2 separate regions of the Homo sapiens genome follow, and region 2 is linked to region 1. A link is an interaction called in ENCODE POLR2A ChIA-PET data of the cell type or tissue named here. Cell type or tissue: GM12878. All regions are shown on one strand. Links, peaks and the distances in the headings refer to the core of each region. The heading gives the core; the rest is flanking DNA.

Region 1 (2,919 bases), core at 121-2,620:
GCAAGGGCCAAAGTTAGCACATTTCAGAAATGGTATTAAGACCTGCACTGTATCTGGGTGAGGAAACAATACTTATGTTTTATTTTCAGAGTCCCCTCTGATTCAGAGCAGACTAGGGGAGGAGTGGGAGCAGAGCTGAAAGTGAACTTGCAGTAGACCACCATACACTTCAAGGAGAATTGACTTTTTCCCTAACAGAAAAAGGGAAAGTTTCATGCTTTAAACTGTAGAGTACATGCCTGTGTGTCTTTTATTTTTCACTTATGTTTAATTAGATCTGAGAACAGGCTTACTGCTAAAGCTTAAATAATTAACTAGCATTTATTTGTAAAAGATAGATGGCCATAACATCATCTAGCAAAGTGGAGAAAATATAACTGGATTCTGTCTCTATCAAGAACATCCAGAAAGAGAGAGAGGTAACCTGGAAACTCTGTCAGAGGATAGTTCTTAGTCAAGGTAATCGCACAATACAACCTCTGCTTTACCATATAAGGAAATTAAACTTCTGGCTCCAGTTGCTGCCAGAAGTACTGACTATGGTAACTCCTGCTGTACAGCTCTGGCTCATCAGACCCTGCAACTCCAGCTTCCTTCCAGCCCTAAGGTGGTAGCAGCTTGCTGCTATTGTATTGCTAAGCACTGGGTTGTTTCTCGCTGCTCCTTATTTGGCTTCTCAGCTTTCCCATTATTGGTGAAACCAATTCCCTGTAACAAACTTTCTCATTGTGAAATATCTATGATGGTTTCTGGTTTTGTTTTTGTTTTCTTCCCAGTGGGTATCTGAATGCTATAGAGAGAATAAGAGAACTCTATACACACTTTAGAAATGAGAAAGAGAAAGTCCTATTTCTATCTTCCTATTTTAACATTGTTTAGGCTATTATTTCGTTATTTTGTGTCTTTCTTAATAGGTAGCTTTATGAAGCAAGCAATACATCAGCAAACAGATCTTGAGCACTTCCTTTCTATAGTGTACTTTAGTCATCTCTAAAAAATAATCTGATAGAACTGTTGCTTTCAGCTCACTATCACAGCAAACAATTGCAGCTCACCCTGATAAAGATAGCTGCAAATGGAATTTCCTGGACTCCACCTGTCTTCTGAGGCTTTCAGCTGTCTATGCCATATCCTCTCACATCCAGACACAAGAGTAGAGGCTGGAGCATTGTCACAGCACCTTAGGACCTTCCACGTCCTGCCTAAGTATTTCACTGACCACTGTGAGCCCAGGAATTGCCAAGGGAGCAAGTCCAACCACAGCTGCAGCAGAGTGCACTGACAGGGCAGGCCCATAATGGGCACTTGCCCATCTGTTGTGCAGTTAGTTTTTGGCCTTTTTAATAGAGTAGTGTTAGAAACATTGTAACAACTGAACATCCACACCTAAGGGGTCAGAGATGGCCTCATTAATAGGGGACCCTAAGGCAGCCCTTACTTGAAACTCTCCAAGAGAGATATACGTGTATTTTCTGTCCTTCAGAAAATGCAATTTTTTTCTGGACACATTTCTAATGATTTCACTTAATAACCACGTTTTATGTAGCTTTGAATTACTAGAGCTATCTAGTTATTATGAACCACAGGATACGATGTCAGAATCTCAAAGCACAAGAGAAATAGGACTAACTAACTTATACAAAGTAATTTGGAATTTGCAAAGTACTTTCACACTCATTAGCTCAATTTTTTTTTTTGAGATGTAGCCTTGCTCTGTTGCCCAGGCTGGTGTGCAGTGGTGCGGTCTCAGCTCACTGCAGCCTCTGCCTCCCGGGTTCAAGTGATTCTCCTGCCTAGCCTCCCGAGTAGCTGGGACTACAGGTGTGCACTGCCGTGCCTGGATACATTTGCTTTTGTAATTTTGGTAGAGACAGGGTTTCACCATGTTGGCCAGGCTGGTCTCAAACTCCTGACCCCAAGTGATCTGCCCGCCTCAGCCTCCCAAAGTGCTAGGCATAAGGTACCGCACCTGGCCCATTAGCTCAATCTCGCTGATGGTTTTGGACATTGTTCTGGCAAAAAAAGATGAGGCCTAGAAGTGCTACCTCAAACAAATGATTTCAGAATTAAAATGAGGCAATATTTTAAGTACTTTCTACTCCTGCATGGGCAAAGTCATTTTTTTTGATACAAATATTTTCTGTCTTTTGGAGAACCCTCTATAGCAGTGGCTCCCAACCTTTTTGGCACCAGGGAGTAGTATCGTGGAAGACAATTTTTCCGTGGAAGTGGGTTTGGGGAGGGGATGGTTTTGGGGTGAAACTGTTCCCACCTCAGATCGCCAGGCACTAGATTCTTATAAGTAGCCGGCAACCTAGATCCGCCGTTCACAATAGGGTTCATGCTCCTATGAGAATCCAATGGCCCCACTGATCTGACTGGAGGCGTGGAGCACAGGCGGTAATGCTCACCCACCCACGGCTCACCTCTTGCTGTGAGGCCTGTTCCTGACAGGCCACAGACCAGTATGGATCCATGGTCCCGGGGGTTGAGGACCCTTGCTCTGTAGCATACATTTGAGATCTCGTCTTATTCTAATTGTTGCAAGCAATACAACATCAGAATTTCTGGTTATGGAGTCTTGGGCCTCTTTTTACTGATTTGGAAGGAAATTTTCAAAATTTGCCTAGTTAAGCAGTTGACTCCTTTTGCTTTAGTGAGCTCAGTCTTATTATATCCAGTGTTCTTGCTATATCTCTTGATAATGAGGCTTTATACATATATATATATACACACACACACACAATCATACATACGTGTATAATGATACCTGTATATATGTATAATAATAATGAAGCTTTGTATATAAAGCCTTATCATATAAAGCCTGTGTGTGTGTATATATGTGTGTGTATATATATATATACACACATACACATACATATATATATATACACATACACATACATATATATATAC
Region 2 (2,919 bases), core at 197-2,696, 410 kb after region 1:
CCCTTCCACTCAGTCATCCTCTTCTCCATCATGGTTTACATTCCAACTCTCTGAAAGCCAATCTATTTAGGTTGGCCTGACATTGAGTAAAAAAAAAAAAAAAAAAAAAAAAAATCTGCACGATTAACAGAAAATCGAACTGATGGTGACTTAAATCAACAGGGGTTTATTTTTTTCTCCCATAGGCCAAAGGCAGGTGGTCATAGACATTAGTTCAGAAACTCAATGCTGACGATGATTCAGGCTTTCTAACTTCCTGTTCTTCCACTGGTAGCTGTTGACTTTTCATCTTCAATCTTGTTGCCTCATGGTTGCAAACTGCCAAGATCTGCTGCAGATCTAGGCGTCACTGGATCTACATTCAAGGCAAGAAGATTGGAAAAGGGCCAAGGCCAGCAAACTCTCCCATTGCATCTGCCCCTTCTATGAGAAAGGAAAAGTTCTCACAGAATGCTTTCCAATCCTCTTCCCCATTATACACCTGATGACCACCACACACACACATGCCTCACAGACTTCTGCTTGTGTTTCGCTGACCAAAACTACATCATATACCTACACTTAGCTGCCAAAAAGGCTGGGAAAGTGAGTAATGAGCCTGTCTAGCCTCTGCAGTAGGGAGGCAGCAAGATAGAAGGGGACCGAAAAGAGCTGTTAGCAGTCAGCTAATGAGTAGTATCTGCCACAGTCACCACGCAGCATGTGGCATCTACCCTAGGCAGTGCTCTAAGACAAGCCAACTACTAGAATACTTGACTGTCTATGGATAAACATCTTCAAGCCAGGGGTTGGTCTGATACAATCGGATGTCAGCATGAGAGCTAAGAGGAGGGTTGAGTGCAAGGCAAGAGGATAGTGCTTTGTTGAGTACCAGTATGATATCCAAATATCTCTCTAAATTCTTATCAGTGACCCAATTATAGCTTAGCCAGCCATAAATTCAACTATACCTGCTTCAGTCCCACACCTCTTTACAAGCTTGTTTTGTTCATCATATATTTATTTAATAAGTGGCCACAGACATTGGTTCAGCTGCTCAATGCTGACAGTGATGATTCAGGATTACATACAATTGATGATTCAGGATCATCAATATTCCATAAATATTAATGGAGTAATAGGCACTTGGCTAGGTGCTCGGGGTCTGACAGTGAAGAAAACAAATTTATTTTTTAGAGGAAGAGGGAGACTACTGAAACAAAATTTTCTACGTGTGTATATACATATTTTATGTATGCACACACACACGGATGCATTTCATTAAATCTCAGATTAAGTCCCTGTTTACGCACCTATAATCGTGTTGCTCTCCTTGGTAACAATTACTACAATTTCAGTAATTATTTGTGAAATATATATATATATAAAATGCATATATTTAACACATACAATTTATTCATATTTAATTCAAATTTAATAGATATATTAAATTTCCAGTAGAATCTCCAGATAGTAGTAAGTACTATGGAATAAACAAAGTTAAATAAGGGCCAGTGTAAAGGCATGGGTAGAGTGTGAGAGGGCAAGAGTATTGGCTATAATTTACAGACTAATCAGCGGAATTTAAACTATATGCTTCAGTTACAAATCTTCACGCTGTCTCCTTTAAAGGGAAGCTGGCAGACATTTCTGCTTTGGAGAAAAGAGGAAGGAAATGCACTGTGCTCAGAGCCAAAATGCACAGTTTGTTCCACACACACAGGCTCTGTTCTCATTGGATCATATTTCTAGCTTCTTAAATTGTTTTATTTGGCCTATTAACTTGAAAGGCAGGTGAGTATGGTCTTCAAAATGTAGCCTTGCTCCTGAGCAGCAGCACTTCAGTATACACTTGGCTTTGGAATGATCTACGCTCCACCCCAATTTGTTTTCTTCATTTTAAAAACTAATCTGAGGCTCTAGTGGGGACCAACGTATACTTGGATATTCCCCAGCCATTAGGCATTGGAAATTTATCAAGGAAAGCTGGCACCGCTCATTTGTTTCTGTGTTAGCTGTATGAGATTTTTATATGGGATTTTAAAATACAGTTTATTGCTCTTCTTCCTACCTCTCTTATTAGCCGGTGGCCACCCCCATCTTTTAACTTTATTCAGGCTAATTTTACCTTATCCTTCAGGTCACAACATAATGGTAACTTCCTTAAAAAAGAATTTCCCTAAATCCAGACACAGTGGCTCACACCTGTAATCCCAGCATTTTGGGAGCCTGAGGCAGGAGAATCATTTGAGCCCAGGAGTTTGAGACCAGCCTGAGCAACACAGCAAGACCCCAGCTCTATAAAAAATTTAAAAACTAGCCGGGCATAAGGCCAGGCGAGGTGGCTCACTCCTGTAATCCCAGCACTTTGGGAGGCCAAGGTGGGCGGATTGCTTGAGCTCAGGAGTTTGAGATCAGCCTGGGCAACATGGTGAAACCCCATCTCCACAAAAGACACAAAAAAATGCCTGTGGTCCCAGCTACTTGGGAGGCTGAGGTGGAAGGATGGCTTGCGCCCGGGAGGTGGAGGTTGCAGTCAGCTGAGATTGTGCCACTGTACCTCAGCTAGGTGATACAGTCAGACCCTGTCTCAAAAAAAAAAAAAAAAATTAGCCAGGCATGGTGGTGTACACCTGTAGTCCCAGCTATTTGGGAGGCTGGGGCAAGAGGATCATTTGGGCCCAGGAGTTTGAGGCTGCAGTAAGCTATGATCATGCCTCTGCACTGCAGCCTAGACGACAGAGTGAGACCCTGTCTCAAAAGAAAGAAAAAAGAAAAGAAAGACTTTCTTTAAAATGTAGACTAAGTTAAATTCCTGTTTATACTCCTTTAATCTCTTCCCATTGCTCTCCTTGGGAATGATGATCACGATTTCAGTACTTGTGTAATTCCTTGTTTAACAGCTATCTCCCTCAGTAGACAGTAAGCTCCGTGAGGGCA

What was found. ChIA-PET counts read pairs that join two places held together with the same protein. Peaks named below come from ENCODE experiments on the same cell type or tissue, not always from the same donor. Only the 100,000 strongest peaks of a DNase experiment are listed, where the experiment ranks them.
Region 2: POLR2A ChIA-PET joins it to region 1 with 10 read pairs; 4 of 35 experiments call an interaction of 5 or more read pairs at or near these places.

The regions. Positions count from the first base shown.
Region 1 is chr6:137,629,143-137,632,061 of GRCh38, reverse strand. No RefSeq gene overlaps it. Among named protein-coding and RNA genes, the nearest start is that of LINC03004, 35 kb to the left of the region's middle. In GM12878, for the core only: no CTCF peak of the experiment used is centred there; no DNase peak of the experiment used is centred there; H3K27ac peaks cover 1,304 bases.
Region 2 is chr6:137,221,364-137,224,282 of GRCh38, reverse strand. No RefSeq gene overlaps it. Among named protein-coding and RNA genes, the nearest start is that of IFNGR1, 3.4 kb to the right of the region's middle. In GM12878, for the core only: no CTCF peak of the experiment used is centred there; no DNase peak of the experiment used is centred there; H3K27ac peaks cover 1,392 bases.